Regions from separate parts of the Mus musculus genome. Here region 2 is linked to region 1. Evidence: chromatin contacts called from ENCODE Hi-C data. All regions are on one chromosome and are shown on one strand. The core of a region is the stretch at or near the end of the contact, and the rest is flanking DNA. Distances in the headings are between cores, read along the strand shown. Region 1 holds the start of Pramel24 (PRAME like 24). Region 2 holds the start of Pramel11 (PRAME like 11).

What was found. Hi-C counts contacts between places; a loop is a spot of excess contacts on that map.
Region 2: a map of Patski shows a loop between it and region 1 (24-fold over the local background). The contact joins the promoter of Pramel11 here to the promoter of Pramel24 in region 1. A Hi-C loop is called at or near these places in 7 of 37 maps with a recorded cell type or tissue (ES-E14, Patski, adrenal gland and 2 more).

What each region holds. Positions count from the first base shown.
Region 1 is chr4:143,716,672-143,720,776 of GRCm38, forward strand. It overlaps Pramel24 (PRAME like 24), which reads left to right and starts at 2,780. Exons shown (of 4, transcript NM_001085412.2): 1 at 2,780-2,859.
Region 2 is chr4:143,898,093-143,902,120 of GRCm38, forward strand. It overlaps Pramel11 (PRAME like 11), which reads right to left and starts at 2,288. Exons shown (of 6, transcript NM_001085414.2): 1 at 2,217-2,288.

The sequences.
Region 1 (4,105 bases), core at 1,530-4,029:
GAAAGTTCTTGAGTGTTGAGAAACATGTATATTCTTTGGTGTTTCAGTAAAATGTATAGTATTTGTTATGTCCACTTTTTTTTCCAATATCTGTTAGCACCTGTGTTTGTTTGTTAACATCTTTTATCCTCCTGATTTAATTATCATCTTGGAGGCTCACTGCCTCACTCTGCTAACTTAGTTCTAGTCCTAGATGCTTCTAGCCTCTGTACAATCTCATTTAGATCTAGAATGTTTTCAGCCTTTGAGATTTTCTGCTGAACAAGCTTAGCCTTTTTTATACTTTCTGAACTGTGACTAACTGGTTCAACTCATCTTTTCTTCTTCAAACTCTGCCTGAGCTGATTAATTCAATCTGAGTTATCTGGGCTTTTGAGTGCATTTTTCTCATACTAACTTAAAAAATATATATTAAACTCATCCTTCTCATTCTCTGGTTCATTTAGTTTTCCCATGTATGTAGCTTACTCACTCTCTGTAATTTGTCTCTGTAGAATTGTTTCAACCTAAGAGCTTGCTCTCTCTGTCTGTACAGCCTGTGAAGTAGCTTCTCTTTCCTCTTTATGTTCATGAGGGTTGGGCATCTTTCTTTGATTTGTCACTTTGTCTGCCACTCAATTATACATCACTTTCAAAAATGGGTGCTTCGTTCTACAACAAACTAACTTTACCTTAATTTATTTTTTGGTATTAAAGGTTTTTACTAAGGGTGCATCCATATCCTATCCAAGAGATTAAAGGTGTGTGTTAAGTGCTTGATCACACCACATGTAGAATTTTTTTCTGTAAATAACACAGTATCAGTTTTCCCTGTGTGATCAGCTATTCTGAAATATTTCTTTGTTTAGTTTTGGGATGAATCACATGTTTGGCAGTTAGAGTGAGCAACTCCTGTAGAGACAAGGAATTCTTTGAACTCTAAAAAGGAGATAGGAGCAGATTGGATGCAACTCACAGCTCCTCATTCACCAACTTTGTCTCACTGCGTGCTGTACTACCACACCCAGTGTTCACATCACATGCTTATGGGGCCATAGCCTTCATAGATCATCTTGCAATAAAAGGACACTAGTGGATGTCAAATATCTTTCTCCTCTACAGTCTTTGCTCTGTCCAAATCTGAGTTGTCACTATTCATTTGTGATTTCTGTCTTTGCTTTGGTAACATTTTGCCAAACTGACCTCTGTACTCCTTTTGTAGCCATCACCAGTAGCAATAAAAGCAAAGAATTCATACTTTTAAAAAACCTTCATTGATATGTTTATGAAAATATAGTCTGGTGGCTCATTGCTTCAATGTCACTTTTGTTATCTCATATCCATGAAACAGTTCCTTTTAGGAACATTCAATAGGGATGTCCTAGACAGGAGTGACAGCTGGGATAGGTTCACTTGAGTTAGAGTCCCCTTGAGGTTGACCTCTACTAGATATCAGAATTTGATATTATCTACATCACATGCATATTCATAGGCTTTATTTCTCAGGTAGAAAGAAAAGAAACCACATAAAATTTTCTGCATGTGTCTGAGAGGTTTCCTTCACTTACTCTTTTGTATCCTATCTCCACAGTATCAGTGGAGACCAGAAAAGGGTACTGCATTATCTCTCATTGGTCTTTTTTTTTTTTTCCGAGACAGGGATTCTCTGTATAGCCCTGGCTGTCCTGTAACTTACTCTGTAGAACAGGTTGTCCTTGAACTCTGAAATATACCTGCCTCTACCTCCCAAGTGGTAGGATTAAAGGTGTGCACCATCACTGCCCAGCTCTGCTTTTTTTTTTTTTTTGAAATTTGTTTGTTTTGAATTAGGGTGCACTTTTGTAGTGGAGACATTCCTTGAACTCCCTAGAGATGGCATGCAGGCCTTGAACTCAGAGAGATTAGACTGTACCTCACAAGATCTGGTATTAAAGGCCTATAACACAATAACACATCAAGCTCTTTTGCTATTTTGGGGGGCATATATGTTTTCCGTGCTTACATGTTAGAATGAACTACCCTAAGAAGACAGAGGAGAATGACAGAGCTCCTATAACTGAAGTTGTAGATTGTTATGAGCTGATATATGGAAGCTATGAATAGAACACTCTCCCTGTGGAAGAGTAGTTCTTCTTGAAATTCCTGATCCATTCATAAAGGCCCTAAACATTTGAACTCATCTTCTGCAATTATTGCATCAAAGGCAAATCTGGGACAGAAATCAAATCAAACAAAGATAAATGAGAGAGAGAGAGAGAGAGAGAGAGAGAGAGAGAGAGAGAGAGAGAGAGAGAGACCCAGTGCAAACTAGAGAGACAAAGAGAAAGTTAGAGAAGGAGAGAACAACAGAGAGAAAGAGATATATTTAATGTTTTAACACTGACTTGGCGAATGGTTCTTCATTGATGGGTCTTCACTTGCCTGCCTAGAGATCTAATCATACTGGACACACCCTATCTCCTACCAACATAGTCAATCCTGTTACTGAGACCTACCTCTTAGCTCAGACCATATAACTCCAGAGAGACCTGAGAAATAGGCTGCAAATAATATGGAAGAATAAAAAAAAAATCTCAGGGTTCAAAGTTTGAGAAATATCCTGAATGAGCTTAGGATCATAGACCTCAGTATTGTACATCCCCTCATGAAGATCTGATTCACTCAACTAGGTGAAAAAAAGATTAAGTGGGTGGAGACTTCATCATCCTATCAGGTGGCAGCTTTGATCTGAGAGGTGTGGCTAAACATCAGAGGTTTGAGGGAGAAGGAGTATATAAGGACTCAAATGGCTCCACAAGACACTCTGAGCCTTGGAGTGTGGTGTGACTGACTGCCTGATCGTGCTGAGATTGGAGCTTCTGAGAGCAGTGTCCAAAGCAGGTAAGTCATTTATGCCCATCCAGACACTCCATTCGATAGTTCCCTATCCAACATTTGATCTTTTTATTTTTTAATATCTTTTATTAGGTATTTTCTCATTTACATTTCCAATTGCTATCACAAAAGTCCCCCATAACCTCCCGCACCGACTCTCCTACCCACCCACTCCCACTTTTTGGCCCAGGTGTTCCCTGTACTGGTGCATATAAAGTTTGCATGCTCAATGGGCTTCTCTTTCCAGTGATTGCCAACTAGGCCATCTTTTGATACATATGCAGCTAGAGACAAGAGCTCTGGGGTACTTGTTAGTTTATATTGTTATTCCACCTATAGGGTTGCAGTTCCCTTTAGCTCCTTGGGTACTTTCTCTAGCTCCTCCATTGGGGGCCCTGTGATCCATCCAATAGCTGAATGTGAGCATCCACTACTGTGTTTGCTAGGCCACGGCATAGTCTCACAAGAGACGGCTATATCAGGATCCTTTCAGCAAAATCTTGCTAGTGTATGCAATGGTGTCAGCGTTTGGAGGCTGATTATGGGATGGATCCTCGTGTATGGCAGTCTCTAATTGGTCCATCCTTTTTGTCTCAGCTCCAAACATTGTCCCTGTAACTCCTTACATGGGTGTTTTGTTCCCAATTCTAAGAAGGGGCAAAGTGTCCTTACTTTGGTGTTCGTTCTTCTTGAGTTTCATGTGTTTCACAAATTGTATCTTTTATCTTGGGTATTCTAAGTTTCTGGGGTAATATCCACTTATCAGTAAGAACATATCATTTGAGTTCTTTTGTGACTGAGTTACCTCACTCAGGATGATGCCCTCCAGGTCCATCCATTTACCTAGGAATTTCATAAATTCATTATTTTTAATAGCTGAGTAGTACTCCATTGTGTAAATGTGCCACATTTTTTTGTATTCATTCCTCTGTTGAGGGGCATCTGGGTTCTAATCCAGCTTCTGGCTAATATAAATAAGAATGCTATGAACATAGTGGAGCATGTGTCTTTCTTACCAGTTGGAACATCTTCTGAATATATGCCCAGGGGAGGTATTGTGGGATCCTCCGGTAGTACTATGTCCAATTTCCTGAGGAACTGAAGACTGATTTCCAGAGTGGTTGTACCAGCTTGCAATCCCACCAAAATGGAGAAATGTCCCTCTTTCTCCACATCCTCACCAGGATCTGCTGTCACCTGAATTTTTTGTCTTAGCCGTTCTCACTAATGTGAGGTAAAATCTCAGGGTTGC
Region 2 (4,028 bases), core at 1,038-3,537, 180 kb after region 1:
TTTATCTTTCTCATTGCCAAAGATCCTTCAAGGTCCTCCTGGTAATATATAAGGACCCATTTCAACAGCTTTTCCCTGATATTCTGTGAGTCCTAATCTACTCTGTAACAGAAGACTCACGCTTGATTTTGACACTTTTGTGGGAAACAATTGTGCTTTTTCTACAACCAATGTAGCAATATATTGTATCAAACAGACACAAATTTTACTTCTATGAGATTTAGAAGCAGGAGCCATGCTGAGCTCTAATCTTTCTTTAAGAGGTAGAATGCATTGAGGTCCTGAACAGCCTGCTATTTGAAGAGGTCCTTCATCCTTCCATCACCTTTCCTCCCAACTTCATCAGAACAGGGTAACCTGAACCCTTCAGGTAAGCTTCCTCCCACCATCTTCCCTCCTCATTGAGTCCTCCCAGGCATTATAATCTGCCCAAAGCACCCTGAATTCCCTCTGGATATTCAATCTCCTACCACCTTCAGCAGACCTGTGGATCACAAACTATACAGGTATGCATCCATTCCCTCTCCTGCCTTCCCTGTTCACCTAGTCTTTTGGGGAAAGTCAAGCTACCTTGAGCAGCCTGCTATCTCAGAGGACCCCAATTCTCTTGCCACCTCTACTTCCACCTTAAACAGACTTGTAGATCCTGAACTATACATATAAGCCACTCATCTTCTCCACTTGATGGAGTTCTCTGCGACAAGTTAAGCTGCCATGAGCAGAGTTCTATCCCAAAGGAACCTACATTCTCTAGTGACCTCAAAGATGCTCATCCATGGCACAAAAACACTTGTTCAACTATGTTCATAGAAGCTTTCTGTTAATAGCCCCAAACGGGAAACAACCAGAGATGGTCACAGATGAAGACTGGTAAAGTAAATGGGTTACATCTCCACAATGGAATATTATTAAAATCAAAGACAGTATAAATTGTGCAGGCAAATGAATGGAATAGGAGAATATCATGCTAAGTAAGATGATAAATCCAGAAAGGACATGCATGGTATATCCTCACTAATAAGTGGATATTAGCCTCAAAATACAGGATACCCATGAAGACACAATGAAACTAACCAGAAGGAAGGACAAGTGAGAATGCTTGAATATCACATAGAAGGAAGATATAATAATCATAAGAGGCTGATTGAACAGAGACTAAAGGAACAGCCAAATAATAATGGCTCCAACATGAGACCATCCTCATGGACAAACACCAATTCCTAAAATTAATGATACTCTGTTATACTTCCAGACATGAAGTTAGAATACCTATTCTGAGAGGCTCCATCCTGAAGCTGACTCAGAGACCCATAGACAAAAAGTGAATGGAGCTTGAGGACTCCTATGGAATAGGGGGTAGGTCTGCAGGCATGGAAGGGAGTAGGAACTCTACAGGAAGACTGAAACTTTCAAGTAACATAGACCCTTGGGGCTCTCAGAGACTGAGCTACACTCAAAAGAGCATACAGAGACAGGACATAGTGTTACCCATGCATATGTAGCTTTAATGCAGCTTGGTTTCACATAGGCCCACACATATACTTAAGTGGTCTATGCCAAAAGCAGTTGCCTGTACGTGTAATATATTCTTGTAGTTGCTCTTCCATGTGGGACCACAGCAGGGGAGGAAGCACATAATCTTGCAGACTTAATGTACCAGGGTGGGGAGAGATCCATGAAGGGCCCACTCACTCAGACCAGAAGGCTAGGAGAGTGGGAGAAGTTTAAGGGAGGGCTTAGTGAGCTGGATTTAGAAAGTAAAATCAATCAATCAATTAAACAAGAGAATGAATGCTTCAGATTGTCAATTTGATGCTTTGCTTGAAATCATACCGAATTTTTCAGCCCTATAGAAGTTTCTTCCTTGACACTTATAAATCTATATCACTTTGAATTAAAATTTTTGAAAGGACAGTAGGTGAGGATATATGGTGATTGTCCAGTGTGCCAGAGTCTTGAATATTGCCTCCTTAGCCAATAAACAAGCAGGGCAGGATAGCCTCAGATCTCAGAAGGTAGAGGCTGAGCATTCAGTGTTTCATGACACTTGGCTACATACAGATTTCTTGCTATCCTGGGCTAAATGAGGTTGGCTGCTTCAAAATAACAACACAATAGCAAGCAAGCACAGGAAACAAACACACAAAGAACATTAAGATCAAATGTCAGATCAGGCAATGTCAGATGGGGTGTCCTGATGGGCATAAATGACTTACCTGCTTTGGACACAGCTCTCAGAAGCTCCAATCTCAGCAAGGTCAGGAAGTCACACCACACTCCAAGGCTCAGAGTGTCTTGTGGAGCCATTTGAGTCCTTATATACTCCTTCTCCCTCAAACCTCCATTTTTTAGCCACACCTCTCAGGCCAAAGTTACCATCTGATAGGATTATGAACTCTCCACCCACTTAATCTTATTTTGACATAGTTGAGTGAATCAGATCTTCATGAGGGAATGTATTGAACTGTCGTCTATGGTCCCAAGCCCATCCAGGATACTTCTCAAACTTTGAGCCCTGGGACTTTTTATTCTTCCATATTATTTTCAGCCTATTTCTCAGGTCTCTCTGAAACTATTATATAGCCTGAGCTAAGAGGTAGGTCTCAGTAACAGGATTGACTTGGTAGTAGGAGATAGGGTGTGCCCAGTATGATTAGATCTTTTGGCAGGCAAGTGAGGACCCATAAATGAAGAACCATTCACCAAGTCAGTGTTAAAACACCAAATACATCTCTTTCTCTGTTTGTTTTTCTCTCTGTCTCTATCCCTTTCTTTGTCTGTCTCCCTCATTCTCTGTCTCTGTCTCTGTCTCTGTCTCTGTCTCTCTCTCTCCTATCTTTATTTGATTTGATTTCTGTCCCAGATTTGCCTTTGAGTAAATCATTGGAGGAGATGAGTTCAAATCTGTTTAGAGTCTTTATGAATGCCTCAGTAGTTTCAAGAAGAGCTACTCTTCCACAGGAAGAACGTTGTATTCCTAGCTTCCATATGTCAGCTCATAACAATTTGCAACTCCAATCATAGGAGCTCTGTTACTCTCCTTGCTGACTTATAAGCATGGAAAACATATATGTCCCCCAAAATACTAAAAGAGCTTGATGTGTTATTGTGTTATAGGCCTTTAATACCAGATCTTGTGAGTCACAGAGTAATCTCTCTGAGTTCAAGGCCTGCATGCCATCTCTAGGGAGTTCAAGTCAAGTCTCAGCTACAAAGGAACACAATAACTCAAAACAAACAAACGAATTTCTAAAAAAGAAAAGAGAGCCAGGCAGTGGTGGTGCATGCCTTTAATCCTAGCCCTTGGGAGGCAGAAGTAGGCAGATTTCAGAGTTCCAGGCCAGCCTGGTCTACAGAGTGAGTTCCAGACAGCCAGGGCTATACAAAGAAACCCTGTCTCGAAAAACCAAGCAAGCAAGCAAGCAAGCAAGCAAGGAAGAAAGAAGGAAGGAAGGAAGGAAGGAAGAAGGAAGGAAGGAAGGAAAGAAAGAAAGAAAGAAAGAAAGAAAGAAAGAAAGAAAGAAAGAAAGAAAGGAAGGAAGGAAGAAAGAAAAAAAAGAAAAAAAGAAAGAAAGGAAAAAGAAAGAAGGAAGGAAGGAAGGAAGGAAGGAAGGAAGGACGGAAGGAAGGAAGGAAGGCAGGCAGGCAAGAAAGCAAGCAAGCAGAGAACCTAGTGTTTACATCTCGCACTTTAACCCTATCACACCACAGGAAGAAGCTGGGAGATCCCAAATGTGTTTGACACCAGTCTGTATAAGATATTTTTCATTACCTAGACTGAAATTGTTCCTTTTGGTAAAGCCAAAAACCTGAGAGTGGCCTGATAGTTATAAGCCCATTAACTAAACCAGTTTGATTCACTGAGTTTTATTTGTTCTTTAGTTAGTAGTAGTTTAGTTTTTAAATTTATTTTTGAGGAAGAGTCTTTCACTCTAACTGTAGTAATCTGATACTCCAATTAGCAACAATCCTCCAGCCTCAACATCCTACCCAGGAGGCTAGCTGTTGTGAGCCAACACCTGGCTGAG